2 separate regions of the Homo sapiens genome follow, and region 2 is linked to region 1. A link is a contact called in ENCODE Hi-C or POLR2A ChIA-PET data. All regions are on one chromosome and are shown on one strand. Each heading gives the region's core, a stretch centred on a gene start or an enhancer-like site at or near the end of the contact. The rest is flanking DNA. Distances are from core to core; before and after follow the strand shown.

What was found. A loop is a pair of places that touch in the nucleus more often than their neighbours do. ChIA-PET counts read pairs that join two places held with the same protein, here RNA polymerase II (POLR2A). Pooled maps may share reads with other maps.
Region 2: a map of natural killer cell shows a loop between it and region 1 (6-fold over the local background). The contact joins two enhancer-like sites. A Hi-C loop is called at or near these places in 21 of 168 maps with a recorded cell type or tissue (B cell, CD14-positive monocyte, CD4-positive, alpha-beta T cell and 12 more), 30 of 37 single-sample maps with no recorded cell type and 22 of 50 pooled maps. POLR2A ChIA-PET finds 5 or more read pairs at or near these places in 21 of 52 experiments (B cell, CD4-positive, alpha-beta T cell, CD4-positive, alpha-beta memory T cell and 14 more).

Annotation. Positions count from the first base shown.
Region 1 is chr1:2,252,781-2,260,060 of GRCh38, reverse strand. The region is part of intron 1 of SKI (SKI proto-oncogene); the gene reads right to left. Among named protein-coding and RNA genes, the nearest start is that of SKI, 28 kb to the right of the region's middle. RefSeq lists enhancers at 753-802, 2,712-3,309, 3,977-4,271, 3,312-4,511. Within about 2 kb of position 4,465, at least 21 of the 41 ENCODE cell types and tissues checked have a DNase peak (open chromatin) inside an H3K27ac peak, as active enhancers do; they include B cell, CD14-positive monocyte, CD4-positive, alpha-beta T cell and 2 more, where a contact is called at or near this core.
Region 2 is chr1:2,286,126-2,293,405 of GRCh38, reverse strand. All of the region lies in intron 1 of SKI (SKI proto-oncogene), which reads right to left. Among named protein-coding and RNA genes, the nearest start is that of SKI, 61 kb to the right of the region's middle. RefSeq lists enhancers at 1-522, 1,894-1,943. Within about 2 kb of position 2,630, at least 32 of the 41 ENCODE cell types and tissues checked have a DNase peak (open chromatin) inside an H3K27ac peak, as active enhancers do; they include B cell, CD14-positive monocyte, CD4-positive, alpha-beta T cell and 2 more, where a contact is called at or near this core.

The sequences.
Region 1 (7,280 bases), core at 3,216-5,715:
CACAAATATATGATCCAGCCATTCCACACCTAGGTATCTATCCAGGGAAATAAAACCGTGTATCCCGACAACAACTTGTACCCGAATGTTCACAGCCGCTTTCTTTGTGACAGTCAAGAACTGGAAACACTCCACACGCTCCAACGGGCAAATGGAGGAACAAACGCGACATCCACGCAGGGGAACACTGCCCAGCACACGCCACGCATCCAAGGAGCCCAAAATAATGACGCTGAGGGAAGGAAGCCAGACCAAAAGAAGAACATATTGTAGGATTTCATTTAGACAAAGCTCTAAGGAAGGCAACGAATCTACAGGCCCAAAAGCAGACTGCTGCAGCCTGGGGAGAAAGGGGTGTGGGTAGGAGAGAGCTTCTGGGTGACGGACAGGTTCATCATCTGGACGGCAGCGAGGGTTTTATACATGTTTTATATGTGTTTGCATACATCAAAAGTTATCTAACTGTATCTTTAAATATACGCAGCTTATGTTAATTATGCCTCAAAAAGCCGTTTTAAAAAATAACTACACAGCAATCATCCTAACTGCACCCTTATATTCCAGGCTTCATTTGATCTATAGCTTTAAACAACCTCCACAGCTCAGGACAAAGGTAAACTGGTGGCATGAAACCACCACGGCTTCTGTCGCTGACCTCAGAGATGCCCTTTTCCATCCTAAAGAGTTTCACAAAAACAATGTAGCCCTGCGTTACAATTATTCTTTCTCTAGATCAGGAACCTGCAAGTGTTTTCCGTAAGGGACCAAATCACACATATTTTGGGTTTGTAGGCCACATGGTCTCTCTCGCACCTACTCAGCCTTTCTGCTGTGGCACAAAACAGCCACAGACAGCACCGGCGAGGGCGGTGGGGCGTGGCCATGCACCTGTAAAACTTTACCCACAAAAGGAGGCAGGGGTTCCGGAGGAGCCACCATGTCATCTGGGAACTTGCTAGAGATGCACATTCTCAGTCCCTACCTCGGACCTGGGAACCCAGAATTCTGGGGATGGAGCCCACAGCATGTCATTTCAGAAGCCAGCCCAAGATTCCAAACCTTGGGTTTGAATATGCTGGTCTAGAAAACCGGCCAAGTGATGAGCTGATCTGATTTAAAAGGAACACACCCCGAGGCAAACACTCAAGGGCCAGGCACTGCTGACCCTGCTCCCAGGTGGGGCCCTGGGCCACCTCAGATAAAACATGAGCTCCCGCCAGGCACGGTGGCTCACGCCTGTAATCCCAGCACTTTGGGAGGCCAAGGTGGGTAGCTCACAAGGTCAGGAGTTCAAGATCAGCCTGACCAACAAACCCCGTCTCTACTAAAAATTAAAAAATTAGCCGGGCATGGTGGCAGGCGCCTATAATCCCAGCTACTCAGGAGGCTGAGGCAGGAGAATCCCTTGAACCTGGGAGGCAGAGGTTGCAGTGAGCCAAGACCACATCACAGCACTCCAGCCTGGGTGACAGACCTAGACTCTGACTCAAAAACAAAAACAAAAAAAAACATGAGTTCCCCGACCAAGCCACTCATGGGAGAAAAAAAAAAAAAAAAGGAAAATGACACTCCTGATAAACCTGTTACTCCATTTCCTGACTGACAAGTTTCAACTCTTTTTAAAAAACACAATTCTCAAACGCCTCTGCTGTTCTTCCATGACGCCGTAGCACGCTCAGCACAGCCACTGTCCCATCCTCCCTAGGGGGCGATTCGGCCTCGGCATCTAGAATAGGGGCATCTGAGCTGGTCCCACACATACCAGCCGAGACCATTCTATGCTGCAGACACCGAACATACGGGTTTAAGGACCAGGAATCCTGTGTGTCCACGTGTGCATGCACACACATTGTCACTAGATAAAACACCACATTCCAAGACAATAACATCTGGCTGTCCAAAGATTACTTCTGGTTAAAGTCGCAAATAATCAGTATTGCCATATTTCCCTTTATAAAGTACCTCTTCACACTCTTCCTTGCTCAATGCTTAAAATGTCAACATTTACTTAAAATGTTGTGCAGGCTGGGCACAGTGGATCAAGCCTGTAATCCCAGCACTTTGGGAGGCTGAGGCGGGCAGATCACCTGAGGTCGGGAGTTCGAGACCAACCTAACCAACATGGAGAAACCCCATCTCTACTAAAACTACAAAATTAGCCAGGCATGGTGGCACATGCCTGTAATCCCAGCTACTCAGCAGGCTAAGGTAGGAGAATTGCTTGAACTCAGGAGGCGGAGGCTGCAGTGAGCCCAGATCACACCATTGCACTCCAGCCTGGGCAACAAGAGCAAAGTTCCACCTCAAAAATAAATAAATAAGTAAATAAATAAATATATAAAATATAAAAATCTTTTGCAAATCCAGAGAAACATGTCAAGAAGATATAATAATTCAAAAGCATGAGGAAAGAAATCCAGTTTTAAGACGGAAGAGCAACATCGCTTCAACCCCATTCTCCTCTCAAAAATCGCCGAGAGCCCGGCTCTTGGATGAAGGAAGCATTGTCTCGAGCTCAAGCACACATAGGGCAGGAGGCAGCTGGGAGGAGGCGGCTGGGGGCCAAGCAGCTGCAGAGGCAGACGCTAGGGAGCCACGCCGACGCGCTCTGGCACCAAAGCGCCACCATGGGAGGGGAGGCCTTGCAGAAGCAGGATCGGGGCTGGCCCGCACGTCTGCATAAGAGCCATCCGCGGGCTCCCAGGTGCCCTCCCCCTTGCAGCCATTGGCACGTCAGCCTTGACGTGACCAGATGGTCAAGAATTGGCAATGTGGGGAAATGCCCCTTTAAAGCCGAGGTCTGAAACCAACCAAAGGAATGCAGAGGAAACCAGCAGGACAAACTGTCAAGAAAAACATCATTAATGTCTGCAGCAACAGGAGAAAGATACAGCATCCACAAGTCACAAAAGGTGGGAGCTTTTACAAAGAGATAGATATCTTAGAAACGAAAATGAAATCATGAAACTAAAAGTAGCCAACAAAGAAAGTGCTCATGATAAGGCGGAGACCTCCAGAGAGTAATCCTGAGCCACAAGGGAACAGCAGGGAGACCACAGCAACCGGAGCACCAGTGCCAGGAGGACCAACGTCCAGCCCTAGGGAGCACCGAGCAGAAGATGCCACGGGCACCATCCCGAAGATCGGGGCGCGAGCCTCCTGGCAACAAAAACCTGACAAGGGCCCAATAGGCGCCCAACACAGGGCCAAACACAAGCCGCCTCGAGGTGTCTGACAAGACATTTTGAATGCCAGATCTAAGAGGAGGTTCTGAAAGCTCCTGAAGGGCACAGTCAGGTCACATGTCAGAGCCCAAAGCAGATGGCAGGGGACTTCGCCATGGGGACACCAGAGGCAAGACGCTGAGGAGCGCCGACAAGTGTTCTGTTCCAGCCCTCCATACACGGGTGCCCAGTTACCAGGTCAGCCATGCAACACCCAAAGCACGTGCCTCCCAGGCACCCAACTGCACAGTGTGCTGTGGCTACTCAGGTAAGGATGAACCCAGGAGGGGAACCCCTAGAATCCCTCACCAGGAAGAGCACAGAAATACCCAGGGCGGGCAGGTGAGGGCCAGCTGGCCATCGGCCTCTGGACCACAGAGGGAGGGGGCAGAGAAGAACGCTGGAGCAAGGACGGAGCAGCCAGAGATCCTGAGAAAACCAAGCAAGGGAGTAAAAACCAAGATGATGCCTAACTCCAGGAACACACAGTGGAGAGGAAATGAGGTCAGGCACGCAACTCCAAGACAGAAAGCAGCACAGACAGGAAATGAGGTAAGGACACAGAGAGCTCCAGACAGGAAATGAGGTCAGGACACAAGACAGGAAATGAGGTCAGGACAGAGTGCTCCAGACAGGAAATGAGGTCAGGACACAGAGTGGCACAGATAAGAAATGAGGTCAGGACACAGAGTGGCACAGACTGGAAAAGAGGTCAGGACACAAGAGTGGCACAGACAGGAAATGAGGTCAGTACACAGAGTGCTCCTGACAGGAAATGAGATCAGGACAGAGAGAGCTCCAGACAGGAAATGCAGTCCGGGCACAGTGTGTTGCATACAGGAAATGAGGTCAGGACAAAGAGTGGCACAGACAGGAAATGAGGTCAGGACAGAGTGACACAGACAGGAAATGAGGTCACTGGCTCCAGACAGGAAATGAGGTCAGGACAGAGAGAGCTCCAGAGAGGAAATGCAATCCGGACACAGCATGTTCCAGACAGGAAATGAGGTCAGGACAAAGGGTGGCACAAACAGGAAATGAGGTCAGGATACAGAGTGCTCCAGACAGAAAATGAGGTCCGGACAAAGTGGCACAGACAGGAAATGATATCAGGATACAGCATGTTCCAGACAGGAAATGAGGTCAGGACATAGAGAGATCCAGACAGGAAATGAGGTCAGGACAGAGAGAGCTCCAGACAGGAAATGCAGTTAGGACACAGCATGTTCCAGACAGGAAATGAGGTCAGGACAAAGGGTGGCACAGACAGAAAATGAGGTCAGGACAGAGCGGCACAGACAGGAAATGAGGTCAGGACACAGAGAGCTCCAGGCAGGAAATGAGGTCAGGACACAGTGTGTTCCAGACAGGAAATGAGGTCAGGACAGTGTGCTCCAGACAGGAAATGAAGTCAGGACACAGTGTTCCAGATAAGAAATGGGGTCAGAAGACACCACTCAGTCATATTAATCAGCCAAAGGATAGATTTATCAAAACTCAAGACGCAAGGTGTCAGCACGTGGGGCTGTGGCAGGTACAGGTCTAAGCAGCTGGACTGAGGTCAAGCACCATAGTGCTTGTCACACTCAGGTACGTGGGGGTCACTCAGGTACATGGGGTCAACAGAAGACTATGCAGCAAGAATGGGGAGCGTCCCTGCCTGTGGAAAGTTGGGGAGGACAGGATGGGGACACTGGCTGTCATCATTCAGCTTTTGGTATGCCATGGACTCCTTAGCTAAAGATAAAAGACAAAAGAAAGGCCGCATGGTAGGGTGACCGACACCTGAGAGAAACTGGCCTAACAAGCACGTGGGGTGTGGTGCCAGTCCACAGCACGCACCACAGGACACAGAGGTGACACTGTGGGGCAGTGCCCAGCCATGTCCCCTAAAAGCCACCTGCACCCAAGTGCACAGCACAGGCATTTGGAGGAAAGAAGTGTTGTTGTGGCTGTCTCCACCCTCAGAAACCCCCCAGAGCTCACCTGACCGCAGGGACCCCATAGGTGTGCAGCAGGGGGGCTGCACGCCTCAGGTGCAAATGCCAATGGCCCGTGCTATTCCACCAGCAAATGCCCTGCGCATCACACACACACACACACGCACGCAGTGACCACAGTCTGGCCAAGACTGTGATAACTTCAGGAACAAAGAGAAGACTCCAATTCGGCTCCTACCTCCCAGTCCACTTCACCCCTCCCCAGAGATAGTGGTGACGGCCACAAGTCTAGGCACAAGGCCAGACAGGTAGACCGGTCACTGCACACAAGGACAGGCTGACAGCCAGAGGCCGCGTCTTCAACGCACCCAGACTGAGTATCAAGTAAATTAAAATAAAAAGCAGTCCAGTAGACATCTAAGTAGGACCTCAAGCCTTCGGGAAGGGACGGTAATCCTAGGATGAGGCATTGCCATTTCAGGGCTGTTTGGGACGGGGACATGTCACGCTGGAGATCTCAGTGCAGCAGAGTCCCCCAAGCACCCTGTGACACGAAGACCCACGGGGGGAGAGCAGAGCCGAGCCCTCCCACCCCCTCCAACGGGCACCACGCATGGAGACCAGTTGGGCCAGCACTCTTGCAGGCGCACCAGCAGGTCGTGGCCTCCTCTAGCGTGGACCTTCCAGATTCTTCACAATCAGTGTCTGGAGGGGAACAAGCAGCTCCCACGTGGGTCCAACACCTCAGAGGAGCAGCGCCAGTGCCAACCCCAGCCCCTCATGGTCACTGGAGCCCACCTGGAATGTCTAGAATGGTGCCTTCTGTGCAAGAGCCACATGAGGCAGCTCCGGACAAGCATCCGTGGCCTGACGACCAGGCACGTGGCCCTTGCCGCCGTGGTCCACACAGCCAGGATGGGCATCCAGAAGGACCCAGAGCCTTCTCTTCCAGCAGCAGGCACTCTGGGGACACCACTCTGGCCCAAGATGTGTGCACACCACCAGAAAGCAACCCTCAGCAAGTCCAGCATCGATGCCCGGCCCCCGCACACACCTCCCCTCTGCTGTCACTGTGGGCTCTCAGCCCTGGTAGGGGGGGCACAACACCCCCAAACCAAGGCCTCAAGCCAGGGCCGCACCAGGGCACGAGGGACCCGCAGCCTCACTCCCAGGGCCCCTGTGGGCAGCAGCACCAGCTCCATCCTCCATCTGCTCGCACCGTTCCTAGCTGTCAGAACTGGGGGCATGTGGCTCATTTAGTAAGTGCACACGCGCTGGGAAGATGTCCTCAGGAACAAAAGTGAGGAGGCCCTGGCAGAGGCCAGCAGCCCCCTGAGACAGGGCATATGTGCAGGAAGGGCTGACAGGAACATAAGGCTGCGTGTCCTGTTCCTTCCGATTCCTCCAAGTGTGTGTCCAAGGACGACCTGCACTCACAAGTGGCCAGGCTTCTCCCTGGGTTGTAAACCAAGGGATACACCAAAACTCAGGAAGCCCCCTTTATGGATAACTCCAGACACCTAAAGTCTGGGGAGCCTCCCACCTTTTGCCCGCTGTGCTGGAGCCCGTGATACCGGCCTGGGTGCTCTGGAGCCCATGATACCAACCTGGGTGCTCTGGAGCCCGTGATACCGGCCCGGGTGCTCTGGAGCCTGTGATGTAGGCCTGGGTGCTCCAGACTCCACAGGGGAGGCTGCGCTGCAGGCGGGTGCTGGACTCACAGAGCAGCTAAAGCAACTGAACTGAATCGCGTTATGAAATATTTACTCCAATTTAGCAACTCTATTTTTTTTTTTTTTTTCAGACAGGGTCTCACTCCATCACCCAGGCTGCAGTACAGTGGCATGACCTGGGCTCACTGCAACCTCTGCCTCCCGGATTCAAGCTCTTCTCATGCCTCAGCCTCCCAAGTAGCTGGGATTACAGGCACCTGCAACCACGCCCGGCTAATTTTTGTATTTTCAGTAGAGATGGAGTTTTGCCATTTTGATCCAGGCTGGTCTCAAACTCCTGACCTCAAGTGATCTGCCCATCGCCAACTCCAAAAGTGCTGGGATTACAGGCACGAGATACCGCGCCTGGCCTCACTTCCTTCTTGTAACGTTCAATATTTCAC
Region 2 (7,280 bases), core at 1,381-3,880, 35 kb before region 1:
CAGAGAAGCGACATCCGCAGGCCCCAACCCTCGGCTGGACCTTCCAGGCCCACGGGCAACACCACTCAGGGCCCGTGACTGCTCCCTGAGCACACAGGGCAGCCACCCAGGGCCACGCCGGTGGATCCCACCACGAACCTCAGGTCTAACATGGTGAGTCCCGATCGCCAACCAAAGCAACAGAACAAAAGCCCTGTGGTGGCCAGAACCCCGCTCCGCACAGTGGCCTGCCCCAACCCCCAGCTCACACTGGCCTGCCCCGCTCAGGCCCGAGCCCTACTGAGCCTCCGTCCTTGTGGGACTTCAGGTTCAGGTTTATTGACAAATTTGCCGGGTTCCTGCCAACCCCTGCTCTCCCGTGCACCCTGCCCAGGAGTGAAGCCCCACAGAACAGTGGCTGCTAGACAACAGCAGGCCCCACTCACCACCACCCAGAGACTGGAGGAAGTCCACGGGCCCAAATGGTGCCGACATCCTCGGCTGGGAGAGGGTGCCACTGAGACACGGCCTTTGGCTCAGCGGCCCCGCCAGGGACAGGCGTTGCTTCCTCCGAAGGGGACTCTGCACAAACTGTGCCTTCCTGCACCTTCAGGAGCCCCGCCGGCGTCAGAAGACCACCCCCACCTCCTCAAGGTTCCTAAAAGCCACAGGCCCTCACGTCCTCCCCAGCAGGGGCACAGGCAGAGGACACTGCCTGGTACCAGGCCTTCCTCTCTCCCTCCCTTAGGCAAGGGTCATGTCCACACACCCAGGTGGGCACCGCATCTGAAAAGGACCTGTGGGTGATGACCACAGCCCAGAGACAGCTGTGGCCAGGTACACACCCCTCCATCAGAGCTGCCCCCACACTGCTACGGCTCCCCAGGGGGTGTGGGCTACACAGCTAGGAAGGAGGAGCTCTCGAGGTGGGGTCTCCACCTGGCTGCAGTCAGTTCTGAGTGTGACCCCAGCCTGGCCCACAGCAGGTCCCTGATGAACGTCTGCTAGATGAAGGGTCACCCCACTGCTCAGTCCTTCATGGGGCACCCAGGGCAGCCCACTGCGGTCACCCTACCATGCAGCACAGCTCAGAGCTTCTACAGGCAAAGCCCCACCCCAAAGCCTGGACAAACTCCAAAAGCCCGAACCCCAAAAGCCCAAGGTGGGCTGTGCTCTCCTACGTGGCAACTCCCGTGCAGCCCTGAGCAGGGCAAGGAGGCGTGGGGACTCCTCTCCGGGGACTGGCAGAAGCTCGCGCTGAGGCACTCTAGAGACAAACCCTGCTGAGACCATCGCTGTCTCCTCCAGGTGCACCCCCAAATACCCTCACTCAAGAATCGGCTCACGTGAGCTATGGGCCTTCTCTGAAGATTTCACGGTTCAAGAAATTATAAAGCTATTTTTGTAAGTGCCATTAATATTTCACACATGATAATTCACTTTTCATATTGGGCTTAAATTAACCTATTTTCTGATTATTGTGGCACAGAGGAAACAGATTGAATCTGCAAGACAACCCCAAGCCCCAAAATGAAGTGAGAATACCAGCTTTAAAGGTTCACTCGGATTTTTCTTTCGCTTAAGTAGGTCATCTTTGCTGTTACTTTAGCGCTGTTGATGACAAAAAGCCAAATCTTTCTAAGGAAACTGAGTAGCAATTAGTAGCGCTCCCTCGGGGCCTTGGCACTGGCCCTCTTCCTCATGCCCCAGGGGGCCCCCCCACAATGCCAGAGCCAAGGGGCATCAAAACACAAAGACCCATCCATCCAGGGGGGAAGGTGCTGGAAGGAGGGTGGGGGCTGCAGAGACTGAGGGGGTGGGGGAGGGCCCAGCTTCTGTTCTGGTCCAGCTGCTGTCCCGGGGAGGGCTCCCTCTGCAGCCCCAACCTTGCTGGGGTTCTCCTGGGACCTCGGTCTGAGGCGTCCACCAGGGGCCAATGGCCAGGCAGTGCTGCCATGGGCTCCATGACGACCCTAGATGTGTGTGCTGACCCCGGGAAGTCTGGCCCCACTCTTCTCACCCTCCCCATCCAGCCTGAGCCCTGCACTCAGCCTCGAACCACAGACCCCAGATTTGAAACCAGCCTGATGACACTGGGGCCGACCACAAAGGAGTGGCCACACAGCCCTGCAAAACCTCACTTTCGGAATCCGAAAATTAGCCAGAGGTCCCCCAGGGGACACACTGGGGCGAATGTATCGTTCTTTTCCTCCGATGCTACTGAAGGTAAATGCTGAAATAGCTTAAAAGAATAAACAGACTCCCAAGAACAGCAAGCTGGCATGAGCATCCCCAGCGCCTGCATTCGCAGCTCGTCTGGGTCCCCTCGCTGCTTCAGTTCTGGGGTGAGGGTGAACGGGGTCTGCTCCCTCCCCGGACGCTCCTGCCAGCGACTGGCTGGTGGGAGGCGCGGCCCGTAATGGCCGCCTGGCTGCCTGCCACCCTCGCCAAAGATTGAGGGAGACAAACAGGCCTTTCCATCCAGAATGAGAGGAAACGCTGCAGAAAGAGAAAAATGCGGAACACAGAAGCGGCACAGGATGCTGCGGTCGCGGTTCTTGGAAGGCTGATTCACCAAGAATCGGACTCAATTAAGAGTGTTTCGTAAGAGCGGCAGGAGGGGGTGACAATGCGTCCTGCCATCCCCGGCTTTACAGGACGGCTCCGCAAGCCCAACCCTCACCCAAGCGCTAGCTGGGGCAGAAGGGGCCCTCAGACCAGTGAAGTATCTCAGCAGGTGCCCTCTTCCTCCTCCTCCTCCTGCCTACAAGACCTCAAACCACAGAAGGCATCGCTTGCCCCCAGCGCTGGCCCAGACACACGGCAGCGCACAGAAAACTCTGGGGGAGCCCCTGATGAGGTCAGAAGCTCTGACGACCCCAGCCCACCCGCCAACTGTTGTTCTGGGGCTGGTCTCTCTCCCCTGGTGTCTGGAAGCAAAGGCCCTGGGGCCTCATCTCAGATGCCCAGAAACACGTGCAGCACCAAACAGCCAGAGAGGTGCTCAGGCTGAGCAGTGCAGGGTGGCGGCTGTGTCCCCTCAGTTCCCAAGTGTCCCGCACAGAAGGCTGGCCTACCCCCAATCAGCTCACATCCACACTGCAGTCAAGAGTCCCCATCACAGCCACACCCTCACAGCTGCTCCCTGCCTGTGCCCTGGAGGCCCTCTCAAGAGGCTGAGAAGTAGCCTCTTCCCAGGAGCCCCGGGACTTGCCTGGGGCAAAGGCTCTGCCGGGGGCAGCCCAGGGCTGCCCTGCCTGATCTCTTAAGACCAAGGACTCCACCCCTTACAACCAACATCACCCTTGCCTTACCGACTCCCTCCCCACTCTAGGAACATCCCTGACCAACAGGGACCCCCGGCGCCACACAAGAGGGCAAGGGTCTCTGTGCTAGGGCACAAACAGCCATCCTAAGACCTTGAGGAAAGACTCCAAGGAGGGGGCTGTGGAGGTGGCATGTCCTGGAGCAACGTGGCCTGGAGGCGCCTCCTGCACCCCCTCTGTGGAGTGGCAAGCACCCCATGCTCACCCTGGCCAGGCCACCCCTTCCCTCTGCCCAGTCAGCCCAGCCAGGTGCTGCCCAGAGGGAGGCCAGGCCAGCCAGGCTCTTGGTGGAAGAGGACAACCCCTTCTCTGCTGTTTCCAAACCTCATCAGGGACGTCAACCCAGATGCTGCTGTGGGGCCAAACTGAGAGCTGTGGTCATCTCAAAAGGCTGGACAAGAAGCACACGGTGGGCTCGGGGGAGGGGAGAGCCGCTACAGCCAGCCCCGGGAGCACGACCTGTGCTGCACCCCCACCCCCACGATCTTGGTTCTCCTGCCCTGCCCTGCACCCCCCCACCCCCACGATCTTGGTTCTCCTGCCCTGCCCTGCACCCCCACCCCGATCTTGGTTCTCCTGCCCTGCCCTGCACCCCCCCACCCCCACGATCTTGGTTCTCCTGCCCTGCCCTGCGCGGGGCTCGGGGTTGGTGTAGCTCTGCAGTGCCACATTTGATCTTAGAGGAGGGGCCTCACAAAGTGGCCACGTGGTGACCAGCCCTCGAAGACTGGCTGGCAGGAGAGGTGGCCTGTAATGGGCATCTGGCCGCCTGCCACCCTCACCGAAGAGGGATGAAGACAAACAGCCATGGCCACTGAGACAGGTGTCAAGTCCTGACAGAGAGGAGGCAGGAGGGCCACCTCCGGGTCTCTGAGCTCCCTGCCTAGAGAGGCTCAACATAACAGAGGAGCTGCATCTCTAGCCTCTGCCTTCTGTGTGCTTTCTCACCAACCACTGCTCCTCGGGGAGGGGCAGCTGGGTCCTGAGGGCCTGAGCCACCAGGTCTCCTGCAGAACATGACCTTCCCCCAGCTCCACTTCCCGGGTGGGTGCAGCAAGCTGACCACACTGACAGCTCAGTGACAGGTGCATGCGATTCGGGAAAACCAGGCGGCACCGGGGACCTGCAGGAAGAGCGAGGCAGCTCCCGTCACCTGGAGGGGACCTGTCACCCAGCAGGCCCAAGGGTGGCTTCTGTGCACACCACTGCAGGCCTCACACACGTGGCGGGGGGAGGGGGTAGTTTTTGGAAGAGGGGATCAAAGGATGAAGACGAACTTGGTACCTGAGACAAGGTCCCCACCCCCACTATCACCAGCCTGAGGGCACTGCCATGACCCCAAAAATGCCAGCAGGCCAACAACAGCCCACCTCAGGCTAGTTTCATCCATGTGTGGAGGTGACCCACAGACAGCCACTGCCAGCTGACTCTGTGGCCAACCAAGGCCACTCAGGACAAGGGAAGGGAGCAGAGAACACATCCCACGACTCCCAGAGCAAAACCACCTGGGGGTCTCACGCGCATGCAAACAAATGTGCACGCACGAGCAAAGACAACTGTCTGCCTCTGAAAAGAGCCACTCCCACAGGAAACGACGACAACCAATCGTGTTCTCACTCCTAACCTCAAAATAAAACCGAATTCAGGGATCGGAACATGTACCTTTAAGTAAACAGCCCTGCTGGGCACAGTGGCTCATGCCTGTAATCTCAGCACTTTGGGAGACCAAGTCAGGTAGATCACCTGAGGTTAGGAGTTAGAGACCAGCCTGGCCCATGTGGAGAAACCCTGTCTCTACTAAAAATACAAAAATTAGCTGGGAATGGTGGTGCACACCTGTAATCCCAGCTATTTGGGAGGCTGAGGCGGGTGGATCACCTGAGGTCAGAAGTTCGAGACCAGCCTGGCCCATGTGGAGAAACCCCATCTCTACTAAATACAAAAATTAGCCAGGCGTGGTGGCACACGCCTGTGATCCCAGCTACTTGGGAGGCTGAGGCAGGAGAATCACTTGAACCCGGGAGGTGGAGGTTGGGGTGAGCCGAGATCGTGCCATTGCAGTCCAGCCTGGGCAACAAGAGTGAAACTCCGTCTCAAGGAAGAAAAAAAAAAAAGAAAGAAAAGAAAAAAGACAGACGAGAAACAGCCCTGAAAGCAGCCCTTGAGTGCCAGGCCAGGGCCAGGAGCGCCCAGGGCTCAAGGCGGGGCTCAGGGCTCGGGGTGGGGCCGGAGGGCGGTGCCATGCAGGAAGCTGGTCCATCGGGGACACACTGGAGACCCCAGAAAGGAGCCTGGGCTCATCCCCCAAGGTGAGGGGAGATCCCTGGGAATCCATCCATCTCACGGCTGCCACAAGCCCTGTCCTTCTAGGGGGAGACCACCCCCACGCCCCACACAGGGAAGGTGACGCATGCAAGACCCGTCCACACCCCCCCTGCGGCAGACCCTCGTAGCCCACCTTGAGACAGAGACCACCCCCACCCACAGGCAGAGCACACCTACCACCAACACTGCTATTTGGACTTGGATAAAACATTTGGACATTATCCATCCTGGCTAACACAGTGAAACCCCGTCTCTACTAAAAATACAAAAAATTAGCTGGGCGTGGTGGCGGGCACCTGTAGTCCCAGCTACTCGGGAGGCTGAGGCAGGAGAATGGCGTGAACCCGGGAGGCGGAGCTTGCAGTGAGCCGAGATCGCGCCACTGCCCTCCAGCCTGGGCGACAGAGCCAGACTCAGTCTCAAAAAAAAAAAAAAAATTGGATATTTCCATTTCTCACCAAATTGGAATTTTTCCTGTCCAAGGCCAACACTCTCTCATCTTTAAAATCTAAAGAAACGCATTCCCAAGTCGCCTCCACCTTCCCACACAAAATGGCAGTCTCCAGGCGCCCTGGAGCCCCGCACGGCCCAGGGTCCAGAGCACAGGTGCACCCTGGGCCAGGGCACCCCGGGCGGGAGGGTGCGCAGGGGCCCTCTAGATTTTCGCCCAGAGCTGGCTGCTGTGGGGCCTGCAGCTGGACACTCACGGCTGGACCACCGGGTCTGGGAAGAAAACGCCCTCCACTCGTTACTTTTCCATCCAGAGCTGGCTTTGTGGGCACGCAGCCATGTCCTGGGCTTAACGCTCTGTCCCCATCATTGGCATTCTGAACAGTTTCACCTTTGATAAGATGTTCTTTTATAAGCAAAGTTCTCCGTGACCACAGAGCATGCATGAGCAGAGGTGGCACACGCCACATGCAAGCCCACTGCCATTCCCAGCCCGTGTAAAGAGCGTCCAGTGGAGGAGGTCGCGTTGGTCCCACCCAGTCACTTTCTCCCACTAGCCCACGACCGGAGCCTTGGGAGGGAGGGAGACAGGCGCCCACAGCCCCCACACGCAGTCTGTCCTCACTCAGAGCGAGAGCTGCGTGGCCACATGGGTGAGTTAAGCGAACTCCAACAGCCAGGTTCATTTTGGGCAGCGTTTGCCCTGATGTGGTAAGAATAAAATGCACACGCACTTTAATTATTATATTTGGGGTTCAAATCAAGAACTGTGCAATTTTGATGATTCCACAAGTTAAACACTCTTACATTTGCATTTTATGATTTTTTAAAGAGACAAGGTCTCACTCTGTCACCCAGGCTGAGTGCGGTAGCATCATCATAGTTCACTGCAATCTCTGCCTCCCAGGCTGCTCAAGTGATCCTCCCCTCTCAGCCTCTAGAGTAGCTGGGCCTACAGGCACACTACCACACCCAGCTAATTTTTGTATTTTTGTAGAGATGGGGTTTCTCCATGTTGCCCAGGCTGGTCTCCTGGGCTCAAGTGATCTGCCCACCTTGTCCTTCCAAAGCACTGGAATGACAGGAGTGAGCCACTGCACCCGACCTGCATTTGCGTCTTAAACTGGCATTACACAAGGTAAAGATGAACAGTAGGCTGGGCGTGGTGGCCCATGCCTGTAATCCCAGCACTTTGGGAGG